Regions from separate parts of the Homo sapiens genome. Here region 2 is linked to region 1. A link is a contact called in ENCODE Hi-C data. All regions are on one chromosome and are shown on one strand. Each heading gives the region's core, a stretch centred on a gene start or an enhancer-like site at or near the end of the contact. The rest is flanking DNA. Distances are from core to core; before and after follow the strand shown.

What was found. A loop is a pair of places that touch in the nucleus more often than their neighbours do. Pooled maps may share reads with other maps.
Region 2: a map of heart left ventricle shows a loop between it and region 1 (2.0-fold over the local background). The contact joins two enhancer-like sites. A Hi-C loop is called at or near these places in 19 of 168 maps with a recorded cell type or tissue (Caco-2, Calu3, DLD1 and 16 more), 28 of 37 single-sample maps with no recorded cell type and 20 of 50 pooled maps.

The regions. Positions count from the first base shown.
Region 1 is chr3:139,118,700-139,125,763 of GRCh38, reverse strand. It overlaps BPESC1 (blepharophimosis, epicanthus inversus and ptosis candidate 1), which reads right to left. Exons shown (of 3, transcript NR_026783.3): 3 at 597-1,783. Among named protein-coding and RNA genes, the nearest start is that of BPESC1, 18 kb to the right of the region's middle. Within about 2 kb of position 4,088, at least 6 of the 41 ENCODE cell types and tissues checked have a DNase peak (open chromatin) inside an H3K27ac peak, as active enhancers do; they include HCT116, where a contact is called at or near this core.
Region 2 is chr3:139,199,019-139,206,082 of GRCh38, reverse strand. No RefSeq gene overlaps it. Among named protein-coding and RNA genes, the nearest start is that of PISRT1, 31 kb to the left of the region's middle. RefSeq lists an enhancer at 6,293-6,342. Within about 2 kb of position 3,749, at least 2 of the 41 ENCODE cell types and tissues checked have a DNase peak (open chromatin) inside an H3K27ac peak, as active enhancers do; they include HCT116, where a contact is called at or near this core.

The DNA.
Region 1 (7,064 bases), core at 2,839-5,338:
AACGGCCAAATGAACAAAAAACACACTCGTTAGAATTGTGTCAAAAGTAGGAATAAAATTGTTCTGAATGAGGTTTGAACTTGTGAGGATCATGCTCAGACCATGGACTCTGAGGCTCAAAGCTGTACTTTCTACTTCTTTCTTGAGCACATTCCATTTATTAAGCACCTGTTACATGGCAGGCGCTGTGCTAGGTGCATGACAAGCATTATCTCATTTAATTCTTCCAAGGACATTTTAAGATGTTTTGTATATGAGGAAATGAGGCACAGAGCAGGTAAGTCATGTGCCCAGTGTCACACAGCCATTATATGGCAGAGTCAAAAATTGAAGAGAGGTCTGTGCATCTCCAAAGCCCACACTCTCATTTCTGCCTCTTGCTGCCATGACCCCCACGCTAAACCGTCTAGATAAATGACCCTGTAAGGCCAACACAATGTGCACTCAGAGTAATGAACATGAGCCCTTTCTCATCAGTACTTTAATGATGTTTCCTAAGCTGTAGCAGTCCAATTTCTACCTCCACAATGTTTGCAACATCCACATACCTTTTCCTTTTACATTATCTCCCAATTGCTTTCATCAAATCATCTCACTTTTTTGACTGAACTTTATTTTAAAAGGAAACCTTCTGCATTATCACAGTTCATATCACTTGCTATAATTAATTAAATTTTAAATACATAATAATTAAATTTAAAAGGCCATCTGAATATCACTTAAAATCAGCTTGTGCACTACATGCTACATACCATGTCTAGTGAAGCTCTGCTATAAACATCATTTTCTCATATGTATGTATATATTTATATATATATAGAACTTTTATTATGGAAATTTTTATGAACAGTTTCAAAGCAAATGTGAAAAGAATAGTGTAATAAACCCACGTACTGATCACTCAACTTCAACATTATCAACTCACACCTACTCCTGTTTCGTCTGTACCCCAACCCACTTCCCCAACCTCCCTATTATTTTAAAGCAAATCTGAGACATCGTATCATTTCATTCACATATACAACAATCTTGATAACAGCAAACATGTGAAGAATGTTTGCTAGATGCCAGACAGGTAAAGCATAGCAAATGCACACTCATATATCTACAGTCACCACAACCTTGAGACTCTTAACCCATCTTCATGGTGGAGGGAAAAGGAAAGTGGAAGCATAGGCACAAAGGCAACTTGCCCAAGGTCCCACAGCTGGTAAGTGGCATAGCTGGCACTGAACTCAAGCAGTCCATGCCCTTAACCTACAACACTGTTTCTTGGCCTAGGTGAATGCAACATGCTTTTCCCTTTGCATAGAGCTGGCCCAGAATGAGTTTCCTGGAGTTGGTGTGCAGAGCCCATCATCTTTGCTGTCCCATCTCGGCACCCTGGCCACATCACCATCAGGTTACCAGAGAGGAGCTGCTGCCTTGAGACATGAGGCAGGAAGGGTGGACACTGAGGTCCCTGCAGCTTCTGCTTGGGGCAGAATGTGGGCCCAGCATGTAAGGCACGAGCTCCTGGGCTGGGGGTATTAAAGACAGTGTGTTGCAGCTGATACAGATACAGAAGTTGACCCTTGATAATCATTTAGTACTTGACGCCATTGCTCTTCTTTTCAGCCGACACCATCTTCACACAGGCACTGATTTCTCCAAGGCCTTGTTTCCTGAGAAGGTGGCTGCTGCCTAGGTTGGCCTTGACTGCACTGGGATTGGGCAGGGAGGAATGCCTTTTGTCTTGTTTGAAACCCTCCACATTCATTTGCTTTCAGCAGCATGCAGAGTCCTGGTTTAAAGAGGGGGTGAGAGGGCTTAAATGTCTCCGAAGGTTTCTGAGACACAGGATTTCTCAAGAGAGAAAGGGTGATGATTTCAGAGTAAAGGAATCAAAAGCACATGTACTGCCTTTCTCCACGCATACAGAGTGGCTTAAATACGAAGGGAAGAAAGCGTTAGGAAAAACAGTTTTGAGTTTCGTTGAACCAACATTGGAAAAATGCAGCAAGACCCTTTCCAAATCCAAAGCAGAACCGTGTCCTTCCACCTCTGTGGAAAACTCTTCTGGTCTGGAAACCAGGTCTCCTGGGGCTGCCAAGAGTCTCCAGCCTCGGCAGAGTACCTCCCCCTACTTCCTCTGACAGAGAAGCAGATGGTCTCAAAGCCACCCTCCCTAACCCAAAAGCCCATTGAAGGGGGGCAGGGAGACTGTGCCAAGGCTGGCAATTCCCCTCGGCAGAATCTTCTCTTTCCTTGTCTCTGGTGCCCAACAGAGGCAAGAATGTGTGCGGGCCCTTGGCTGGGTAGGTTCCATTAGGAAGCAAGGAGCTAAACAGGTTCAGAGGCTCTCCAGGGATGTGTGGGGTTTTGGGGAAGGATTTCGTATTCTGGCTTTCTAAACCAACCTCTCCCCCTCCCTCTTTCTCCTCCCTTTTCCAGACACTAGTAACCACTATTCTACTTTCTGCTTCTACGAGATCAACTGTTTTAGATTCTACATAAAGTCACCAATCAAACTCGACCCAAAGAGGATGAATGTTTATTGTAAGGCTGCATGTAGGTGCTCAGCCAGGCCCCATAAACAACAAGAGTTACCTTCAGGAGGCCACTGTTTTCCCATGGTTCTGACATTCTCATGACCTGGTGTTCCTCTGTCTCCTCTGGTTGCTATCAGCTGCCCTCTCAATAGTCCCTACTATCCTGTTATCCCATTGCTTCTAAAACTCTTGATTTCTGCCTTTTATCTGCCTGCCTGCTCTCAACTATCTCTCTTAGGTACCACAGAGGAGAGGATCTGATCGGGCCCATTAACCACAATACCAAACACTGAGTTTCTATTAAACAGCATCCTGCAACAGCCCATCTCGCTGGCCTTTGAGGGGCTGCCTTTGGCTGGGCCTCAATGCCTGATCCAATCAGTTGTGGCCAGGAGGCAGAGACATACAGTTAATCTCAAGGCAACCAATACACAAGCAGCTACCTCCAGCCACTTTGTTTAGACCAGGGACATGGAGGCAGAAGGAGAATGGAAAGTCCACTTCAGCACCCTATGTTGCCCTAAACCTTGAAACAAAGGCCCAGTGGTCCTTGGCAGAGTATCAGAGGCTACCAATGAAAGGGCATCAGAGGCTAACAATAAAGCCTCAGCCTAAGAGAGGGGTGCGTGTGCGTGTGTGTGTGTGAACAGCAATGCTGAGTTTCAATTAGGTAAACCTGTTTTGTAACATGGTCTAGCCTTTTAAATCCCAACTGTCATGGAGGCCTCTGCTTTCCAGGAAGTTATTCCCATCAGCAGTTATTTCTGCAATCGTGATTGTTATGAAACCCTTTATTTTGAAAACACATTTCAAAACAAGGCTTCTTTCACATTCAGCTTTCTCTGGTCCACTAGGAGCAAAATGGTGCAGATATTTCCCTGTGGCCCATATACTTGTGTGTTATCCCGGTGGGCCATTCAAGTCCCAAAATCCATCTTGTAGTCACCACGGAAAAATGCAGAGGCATGCTGTGGGAGGATGCATGTCAACTCATCCCAAACACTCCCTTCAGCCAGCTCCCTGCCCCACACGTGGCAGAGCCATGACACAACGGCCTGTTCCTCTGAGAGTAATTTATTATGTAATTAAAAGCTTTTTCATCAAAGTCAATTTCTAAAGCAATCACTGGGATAGTATCAATTAGGAAACACTAACAGAGAAGGAGCTGGGCCCTGATGTCAGGGCTCATGCCCTTAAGAGTTTACATAAGTTTTCAGATGCTCGTGCCAGGGACCCTGACAGAATGCTGGGTAAGAAACAAACAGCACATGCTCTTCAGGCTTCAGTGGACCTTTCTGGAGAAGGTCTGTTCCCACAGGCCAGGCTCACAAAGAACCAGGGTGAAGTGATGGAAAGAAATGGGCTTTGAGATGACACCAACATGGATTCTAATCCCTGCTCCAACTGTTACCAGCTGTGGGAACTTGGGCAAGTCAACTAACCTCTCCGAACCTCAGTTTCTTCATCGGAGGAATGTTTATGATACTACCAACCTTCCAGAGCCCTGTGACGGTTAGAGATAAGATGTGCAAACATTGCGAAACAGTGCTGGCACACGGTAAGCATTCTGTGTGGAAGCTTAATAGTGTTATCATCTGCCTTCCAACTTCAGTGTGAGTTTTGACTCTACTGGCTCTTCAGTGGCATGGTCTGCCCAGGAGTCTCTGGAGAAGCAAAAGTCCTTTCCTCAGGCTGCTCAGCAATCACCAGCCACAGAGGGTTTTCCCCATCCCTCCTGGGTCCCGTTCACAATGGGTTTGGTTCAGAAAACTCCCCCTAAGCATAGGGCTTACTTGCTGAAAGAGCTCACTCTGAAAAGAGGTGATAGACAGGCAAGTCTATCACCTGATCAGGGCAGGTGATATTGCACCGCCTGACCAGGGCAATGAGAAATGAGTGGCACTGATGTTTTGGGAAGCACAGAGGCAAGATCAGGGAGAGCCTCCTGGAAGAGGAGACAGAGGGGTGAGAGGAGAAGTTTCCAAACAATGGGATGGGAGGAGCACAGGCTGAGGTGATGAGGTGGGAGCTGTGGGCAAGACCAGGTCTCCAGCTGCAGAGTTAAGGAGCTCACTCTCCAGGTGCAGGTTTGGGAAGATGACTCCAGCCCAAGTGAGGAAAACAGACTGGGCAGGTGAAACTCAGAAGAACGCAGAGGCAGCCATCCAAGGAAGGAGGGCAGCTTGGTGGCCCACTGACAGTTGAGCCAGGCTTATCTGTACTGTGCAACCAGAAGGAAAAACCAATTTGACAAATGGAAAAACCCTCACGTGTAGGAATCAAGTTACCTAGCATACCTAGCACACAAGTTGGATATCCCACAGCCCTTCCCCTGGCTGCCCTCCTAAGGCAAGCCCCCATGGGCCAGCCAAGCTACCCCAGCCCATGCTGTGGGCCACTATACTGTATACTGCAGGGGCAGGATGTGGTCAGGAGAGGCCAAGATGGGCCTCAGGAAACAGCAGGGGAAACACTGCCACATCTGACCCAACACAACTGTCAGCTGGCTGAGCCATCCACTCCGTCAGGCCCAGGCCAGACCTTCCCCCATCTCGGAAATGACACAGAACTCTCCTTGCTATCCTTCTGCCTGCCACTACTATGGGCTGAGCGAGCCCCCCGCCCCTCAGCCAGATGTCCACTCGCTCCTGCCTGATGACAGAAGTGCTGACCACAGCCATCTAGGTTGTACACTGTGTACCCCAATGCCCCACCCACGAACTTGGTGTTGGAAACTAGTTCCCTGGTGTCGATTTTCATGACTGGTCATCTAATGACTTCACTGTGCCTCTAACCATGCTGAGATTCCAGAAGGTTGCCATGGTGACATGCTACAGGCCTGGCCTAGACTGAGAGGCCTTGGGGACAGAGTGGGTTATGAAGCCCTGATGAAAACAGAGCCTAGGGTGGAGCACTGAGCAGCTCCCACCGGCTGGGCCAAGGAGTGCTTTGCACTCTCCAACCCTGCTCTCATCTGTGGCACAGTGAGATAAGCTGTACCCACTGCCCATGCAAAACCAAGCTGTCTGCCTCAACTCATGATGCAAAAGGGAAAATGTACCCAGTTGTCCCTCCACCCCATTAGAACCAGAAATGCATAATTTGTACATTGTAGACTTTAGAGAACATATAAAGAAGCAATGCCAGACCTGTGCAATTTAAACACACACATGTAGCCACTCTTCTCATTGCTCACTCCTGGACCCTGCCTTTCTTTCACCATTCCCCCATCCTGGACAACACCTCCCTTTCCCTTACTTTATATGAGCATTGGACAAGACTTAAGCTGCTCCTCCTACCTGAGACCTCCTTAACTCTGGTCCACACTGCCTTTCCCCTTTCCTAAGCTGCTACCAAATACACTTCTGAGCACTGGGTGTCAGCAGTTGGTCTCCTAGTGTATCCTGCCTCACAGCTTGGTTTCCCTATACACTTCACAGGTGTTGCATCTCCCTCTCTCACTCAGAACCCAGCACAGGGCCAAGCACATAGTAGGCACTCCATGCAGATTTTTCTGACATGTAACTGCCAACCTTTAGACTGCAGCCACAAGGTAGCAGTTTAGAAAATATCTCTGAGAACAGCCAGGTCAGCCCCCTTCTGGGAGATGCAACAACCCCTGGGGCACCAGAACCAGGAGTCAAGGAAGAGGTCTGAGCCCCTGCAAAGGGCATCCAGTCTCCGGCCCCAGTGCCCTGGCAGAGTTATGCAGCCTCAGCTGAACTTGCCCATCACCACATTCCCACCCACTCATCCCTGGGCCAGGCCCCCAATCTCAGGCTGACCTTGGGGCTGTGTGCCAAGAAACTGACAATGGCACTGGGCAATCCTAGCCAAGTTCAAGTTCATGTGATGGGCTATTACAGTAAGGGGGCTCATGGGAACTGGATGGGAGCCTCAGAAAAGGGGAGCCCAACACCTTTGAAGAAGGTGGTGGCCTTTCCATTAAAGTAGCCCCCAAGCTAGAGACCTGGCCTCCATCATGCTTGGCCCCTCACTCCTCATCATGCTGCACATTCAATCATCCAACCAATACATCCTGTCAGTGGCATCCAGTTCTGCACCCTCCACCTGACCTCCATGGCCACAGTCCTCCTTTCAGTCACCCGGGTAACGACCACAGCCTCCTCATGGCCCCAGCCCCCAGCCTCACTCCCTCCATTCCATATTGTCAGCTCTCAAAAACTTAAAGCTGCCCCATTGCTGTCCATAGGATGGAGTCTGAACTCCTTAGTCTTGCTCACAAGCCTGGCCTGTAACCTGCGAGGCTAAGAACCTGCCTCTCTGTGCTGCCTCCCACTGCCTCCATCCACGACTCAAGGTTCCAATCACACTGAACACTTGCAGGGCCTTGACTGGGCCATATTCTGTCTTAATTTGGGACCTCTGCAAAGGACACATAGACACTTAGACACACACAACTTCACCAGGTACTATCCTGATGTCTCCTCAAATGTCCTTCCCTGAACCCCTGGGTTGCACTAGATGTCTCCCTTCTATGTGTTCCAGGGTTCCCCATGCTACCATACCCTT
Region 2 (7,064 bases), core at 2,500-4,999, 81 kb before region 1:
TTGTCACAGGACAGACCCAAAAAGGTCAACAGAATTTGGAGGACAAGCCCTTCTGTCCACACTAGAGCTGTGTTTTTTTCTAGGTCTTGCTAACTGAAGGCCACCACCAGCTCCTTGGTGAGGAGGGTCTGGGTGAGACATTGGTAATTAACCCCATAGCACATTGTGGTATGTTCAGTAACTCCCAACTACACCATATGTGGTCTTTGTAAAGTCAGGAATTAACGAACCTCTCCCTCTAGACATGGACAAATAAAATGCCTGGACCAAGTGGATACTACCTGGGTGTTAGAGGAAAGATTCTGGTGTCCAAGTGGAGCCAAACCAGACAAGCAGGTGGGGCTTCTCTTGGAGCTAACAGTTTCCTTGGGTGTTTTCTACATTTCTGCACTCAGAGCCTTTAGTTGGGAATACTCCTCTCTCATTATCACCATTCCTTCTTCCAGATCCAAACTCCATACCCATACTGGGCCAAAGGTCCCAACTTGTCACTGCCCCATCCTCAGCAATAGGACTCTATGCTTTTCACCTTGACACTGGAAAGTGGCCCATCCTTCAAATGACCCTGTCTCCACAAAGCTTTCTCTGATAACCTCAGTGGGAATGACAACCTATTCCTCAATTCAGGGAAGTAGCTGCTGTTCTCTTCACATACCACTCACTGTCCTATAACTGTCCTTTCTATCCATTTTGTCCTTTATTTTCCAAACTGACTCCTTGAGACCTTCATTTTTCCCAACTGACTTTTGAGATCAGGGACCAAGTTTTATCATTCTTGGTAGCAACTTCTGCTCCTCAAACATTTCTAGAAACATTATGGGAAGGTTGAGGGACTAAATGCTGCCTTCTGGGTCATTCCTGGCCCTCTCACCATGCGTGTGATGTCCTGTGGAACAGCACTTTGAATATCTGCCATCATTAGGAAGCAGTGTTTTTTTGACTATCAGCCCCATCAATCAGGAGTGAAAGTTGTTAGTTCAACTCTGAGTGATAAACAACTTTGCCCTAAGGAAACATGCATGCTTTCTGAGACCAAACTGCAAGAGTAGCTATTTGGATAGGGGTTTGCCTAGATATGGCAACTCTGAGGAGCTGGGCCAGAGGCTTCAGGAAACCCCAGAAGGGCATGTGGTGTGGACACTGCATGCTGGAGGAATCCAGCCAGTAAGACAGCCTCCTGCCTGCTTACTGGCCACTCCCTCCTAAGTCCAGACATTTGCAAAGCCTGAAGTTTTGGCACAAGGCTGCTCCCATCCTTGCCGGCATGGGTTTATGGATATTAAAAATGTGCTGATGCAAATTGCCATGCAAACATGCTTCAATAGAAGTGCTGCATGCAGAAACACTGCTCCTTTTATCATCTCCTCCACCTCTGTTGGAAACATTCACCCACAGATGATGCGGAGATTAGTGGGGCGTCAGGCTGCTGTGTGTTTTTAGGCTGCTTGTCAGCTCCCATTGGCTATGGCTAGGGCTGTAGAGAAGGCTGGGATACACCTCAGTGCCCTGTCTGAGGCCCATAGGCAGAGTTCTGGGGCAGAAGCATGACTTAGGAGTGGGAGAAGAAAGAGCCCATTCCTTAGTCAGATATTAATATTTTCTCAAGTCTCCAGGCTCCAGCCATTGGCCAGCACACCTAGGTTGTGCTCTCTGGGCTGGCAAACAGCATCAACACAAGTCCAAGCCCTTCCTGTTCTGGTGGCAGCCACTCTCACCCACTCTCTCTTTTCTACTCCCTGTTCTCTCATTCTTCTCCCTATAGGGTTTCCAGAAAAAAATGCAGACCATGTAGAATTGGGGCAATTTCAGCCAAATGCAAAACTGTCTTAGATGGAAGGATGTAAGATACACTAGACAGCCCTTGCCAAGCAGGAAAGGCTTGGACTTGTATTCTAAACTACAGTGCCCCTCTGCCCCTGAGAAGACTCCACATTTTCCTTTTACAAGAACTGCCTTCAGGTTCCCAGCCCTTAGATTGTGGATGTACAGCATGGCAGAGCTGGGGAGGGCCTTGGCAGCCCCCAGTGCTCCTCATCTGCCTACCTGCCATTCTGTCTCTCAGAAAAGAGCCCGATGCTGAAAAGCCTTGAAGACAAGCATGAAGAGTCCCCTGTCAGTCCTGCCCAAGCTCCCTGCAGCAGGTCTAGTGCCCTTCCTCTGTCTCTCTTGCCTTCCAAGAGAGACCTGCCCTCCATGAGGGACACAGGGACAGTCAGTAGCTAGATCAGAGAGGTATGACGGGGTTGATGCAACTCTGGGCCTGAACCCAGCCAACTCTCCTGGCCTTTGGCAGATGACTGAGTCCAGCCTGAGTGGAAGAATTCCTGGGGACCCTTATAGAGAACACTGACCAGGCCCCAAAGCCCCCTTAGGAAAATGAATCTCCCTTTCACCACCTAAGAGAAGAGGAAGGTTGAGCCTCAGAGCACCGGATGGGGGATCAGCAAACATCCAGAATTCCCCCCACCCCAAGGCCTACCAGGGACATCCAACCTTCTCCCCAGCTAGAGGTGACCACCACCCCACCGCCCTTAGTCTGCACCCACCTTGTTCTAGGAGCCTGAAATTCTACCAATGAAATTCTTTCCATTGGGTTAAGTCTAATATGAATTAGCTAGATGTTTTCTTCAGGGTAATTCTGAAGGGGTTAGAGAAAGGATAAAGGGCCAGTGCATTCAAAAAGGATGACAAGGTGTCCAAACAATTGAAAGCAGAGTTTGGATTAAGTTTTCATAGAAAAATAACGTTTTAAATTATCTACTGATTTTCAACCAAACATCTCCAGGTGTAGATAATATCACAGGCAGGTAAGGCAGGTTAACCTCTTGATTGTCTAGTACCCTACACTCTCCTGTGTATACCTCAGGTTGAACACCCAGAACTCAGAATCAATTTCAGTACTAGAATCTCAGAAGCAGAAAGAATCTCAGGGATGATGCAATCTGGGGGTCACCACCTTCTCACCATAAAGGACTTCTCTTATTTTATCCCCTATATTTTAGGAATTCTAATGTCATCAAAGCCAATCAGTACTGTTGACTAGGATGGGCTAACCTCTGGGACCACATAGAATTGGTGCAATTTCAGCCAAATGCCAAACTGTCTTAGATAACCTGGTACTCCTCATTTTGGCAAAGCATTGGCTTTCTAATCAGCTTTACAAAATGCTCAAAACAGTCTCACACCACATTTATTGCCATTCACCAACCCAGAAGCATCTTGGGCCTGGCCTAGCTAACCTCAGGGACTGCCCAGCAACTCTGCACGGTGTACTGTGTGTAGCAGTCCTGAAACCACACACCATGTAGCTGCATGCCCTCCAAGAGAAAGTTGATATTGTGGCCATCAGCCCTGGGTGAGGACAGGGACTGGGGCTGGGGGAAGACCAGGCTTTCCCAGAGTTGTCTCCCTACAAAGTCATCCTGTCAACAAATGATCCCCAGTGGCCCAGGAGCTGTGACATCAGTTTGGTGCCTTTGATGTCAGTGGCTGCTGAATTTCACCTTACATCTGGTTTCCTGGCCAGGCTACTGAGAAAGGCCAGGTGGTGGGGCTCTGGAGCTGTCTGTCATCCAAGCTGACACATGACAGCCAGCCCGGGCTGAGCCTGAGAAAGCAGGATGTGGAGAACGAAAGTCAGTGACTATTCAGGGAACCCAAGTACAGCAAGGAGCATTCCTTTCGTTCCAGGAGAGACCAGGTCTGAGATGGCTCAGGCATACCCAGTCTGACCCCAGGGAAGGGCTACCTGAGGCTGAGGGGGTGTTGAGGGGAGGCCTCATGTGGCCCCTCCCTGCGGACAGAAACAGGAGGTCCATGTGGTGTGGTGTCAGGTGACTTCTCAGTCTTTCCTGAGGCTCATTTCCTACCCTGGGGTGGCACAGGACCCCTGTCCCCAGGTGCTTTGCCAACTTCCATTTTTCCCTGTTTTAAGTTTCCCAGGGAAGTTTGCTGTGTGTATCCTGCTCTTTGCTAGAAGGCAGGAAACTCGTTTTTAGAACCTAGATTTGCCCCACTCTCACTGTGTGACCTTGGAAAATCCCTTTTTATTCTCCAGGCCTTAGTTCCTCATCTATCTATCACAGGAGTGAACGAAGCAGGTGCGAGGCATATGAGGTAGACACATTTATTGTACACATTCTATGTATCTGTCATTTGATGTACTTTATTTCTTTTGATCTGCACAAAATTCTAATATTCATAGAACTTGACATTTTATTGACTTGATTTGCCAGACCCAGTGCTGGGCTTTTTACACGCATTAATTCAACTATTCCTCATAACAATCCCATAATGTAGACTCTATTATTATCTCCATTTTAGAGAGGAGACTGAGGCACAGAGCACTTAGATAACTTTCCAAGTCATACTGCTCATGAGGGAAGAGCCTGAACACAGGCAGCAAACCTCAGGGCAGCCATTTTCTGCTGCCTCATGAAGTTTATCTGTGACATCGTAATCATAAGAGCACCCTCTTCATGGGGGTGCTGGGAGTATTCAATGAGTGCTGAGAACTTAACATGTAGATGTGCTCAATGAAGGTGACCGATTTGTCTGCTATTATACTAAGGATCAGAGAGGTGAGGTGACAGACCCAGGCCTCCCAACCCTGGAGATGGTACCCACCCACCGCCCCTGCCTACCACTCCCTCCATTCATTTAGGTCAAGGCAACCCCAGACAAGGCCAGAAGGACAACCCGTCACCTGCTTGCTTTCCTCATTTCCAGTCATTAAATTTCTTTATCTGCCTTGGAGATTCTGCCTCAGCTTACTCTCTACTTCCAGGGTCAAAGGTCTCTACTTTTGACACAGGAATCTCACTCCCACTTGGTAGAGTGACTGATAACAGCTTAGTGTGAGATCCCTTGGTAGGAGCACATCAGTCCTACTGAAACAGGCACAGGAGTGAAGTTCCACGAGACAGCTCTCAGGAGCAGCCTAAGGAACAAGGCGGTGGGGACTGCTATACCCCCAGATCAGCCCTAGCTCTGGGGAATGATGGTGCCCTGGGCCACCACATCAAAGCACAGCATCTAGGAAGCCCTGAGTCTAGGAAGGGGTCTGGCCTTCAGTGTTTTGGTAAAGATTAGCCAGTTTGGGGTTTGAAAAACAAAACTTATTTTAAAAGGTCATGTTAAAAAGTAGAGGGAGAGAGAAAGAACTTAAAAATCCCAGAGTCACCCTCACAAGTAGGTTTTCTCCCAGATTTTTTCTGTAACAAATGTAAAAATATCATTTTGTTTTGAAAATTAAAATAATATTGTGGCTATGCTTTTGAATCTTTTTTTTTTTTTGGCCAAACTTTACATTGCCTGAAAATTTTCATGTTACCAAACAATTTCTAAAGTCTACTTTGTTGTGGCAGATACAACAAATTGACTACTTGACAGCATTTGGTTTTATGACCTCCTTCCTACTCCTCTAACTTTCTTATTAAAGAATCTGGAAAGCCAAAAATTCTTACTTTCCCAGACTCCTTTGCAGTTAGGAGTAGCCCTGGAACAGTTGCGGCCGATAGCTGAAAGCAGATATCACTGGGTGTGTCTTCAGGTAAAGTTCATAAAAATGGATAGACTCATGCCTTTTTGCCCTTTTCCTCTTTCCTCCCCTCCATCATGCTAAAGTCATACCTTCAGAGGAAGCCATCTTGTAACCTTAAGAATGAAAGTACAAAATTAGATGGAGTCTGGGTTCTTAATGATATTCTTGGGCTGCTGCATCAGCCTGAAATGATCTATTTCTGGACTTCTTATTGCAATAAATTAATCCATCTGTTAAAGCCCCTTTGGTCACATTCTTGGTTTCTTGAAGCTAAATGCAACCCTCAATGCACATTATATGAGTGTATCACAATGTAGCATTCCCTACTGACTTACTGCTACTATAAACAACATTGCCCTGAATATCCCCAAGATAAATTGCTATGTATTTCTTCAATTATTTACTTTGGCTTTATTCCTGGAAAAGAAATTATTAAGCCAAAGAGAAGGTAGTTTTCAGGGGGGTGGGGTTGTTTTGTTTTTTTACCTTTTGATGCATCTTTCACATGGCCATGCAGGCATGTCATGCCAACAACGTTTCTACCAGCTTTAAGTAAGTCAGGAGGACTTACAACACACTTCGTGAAGCAGGAGCTAAGTCAGCCACAGCCCATTAAGAAAGATTGCCCCAGCAAGGCCTGTCTGTGATCTGAGCTTTGCAGAAACCCCCTTAGGAAGGAAAAGGGCTGGTTCTGGCCACAGAAGAGCCTGCTGCTGCCTCTGCTACTGCAACTTTTGCAGGGACTCTCCATCCCCAGAGGCTGCAAATTCTATTAATACCAGTGTTTCTCAACCTCTACACCACTCATGTTTGGAATGGATAATTTTTGTCATAGTTCCCTTTGTTGTAGGAGGCTATCCTGTACATTATAGGATGTTTAGCAGCATTCTTGGCCTCTAACTACTAGATGCCAGTAGCACCTGTTTCCCAGTTTTGACAATTGAAAGTGTCATTGCCCCAAGTGAACATTGCCCCAAGTCCCCTGGGGGAGGAGGGGGGCAAAATCTCCAATGTGCTTCCAGTAATTCTTGCACTTGAAAGTACACCAGGCTGAGAACCACAATTCTGCTTGAGTTCTGGGAAAAAAAAAAAAAAAAAAAAAAAAAAAAACCGGTAACAAGGATTCTTTTTATTAAGAGAATCAACCTTCATTGAATGCCAGCCCCAAAGTAGGCACTGAGGTGGGCACTGAGGCTACAACAGCAAACACACCAGACATGATCCCTGCCTCCCCGGAGCCCACAGCCAGTTAAAGAAGTTAGACTATTAAGAGATTACACAAGCAAGATAGATTATCTGGGCTTTGGTTTGCTCATCTGTCCAGTGGCAAGAATAGTCCTCAGGCATTGAACCTCACATGGTGGCTGGGTGATCATCAGCAATGTACGTGGGATGCCATGCCCTGAGGAAATGGCAGACTGAGTCAGAGACCAGGCAGAAGCTGAGAAGACAGACAGCAACTGGGCTGCTAGCACAAAGAAAAGATCAAGCCTCTCCATGAACCAAAGTGAAACCAAATCTG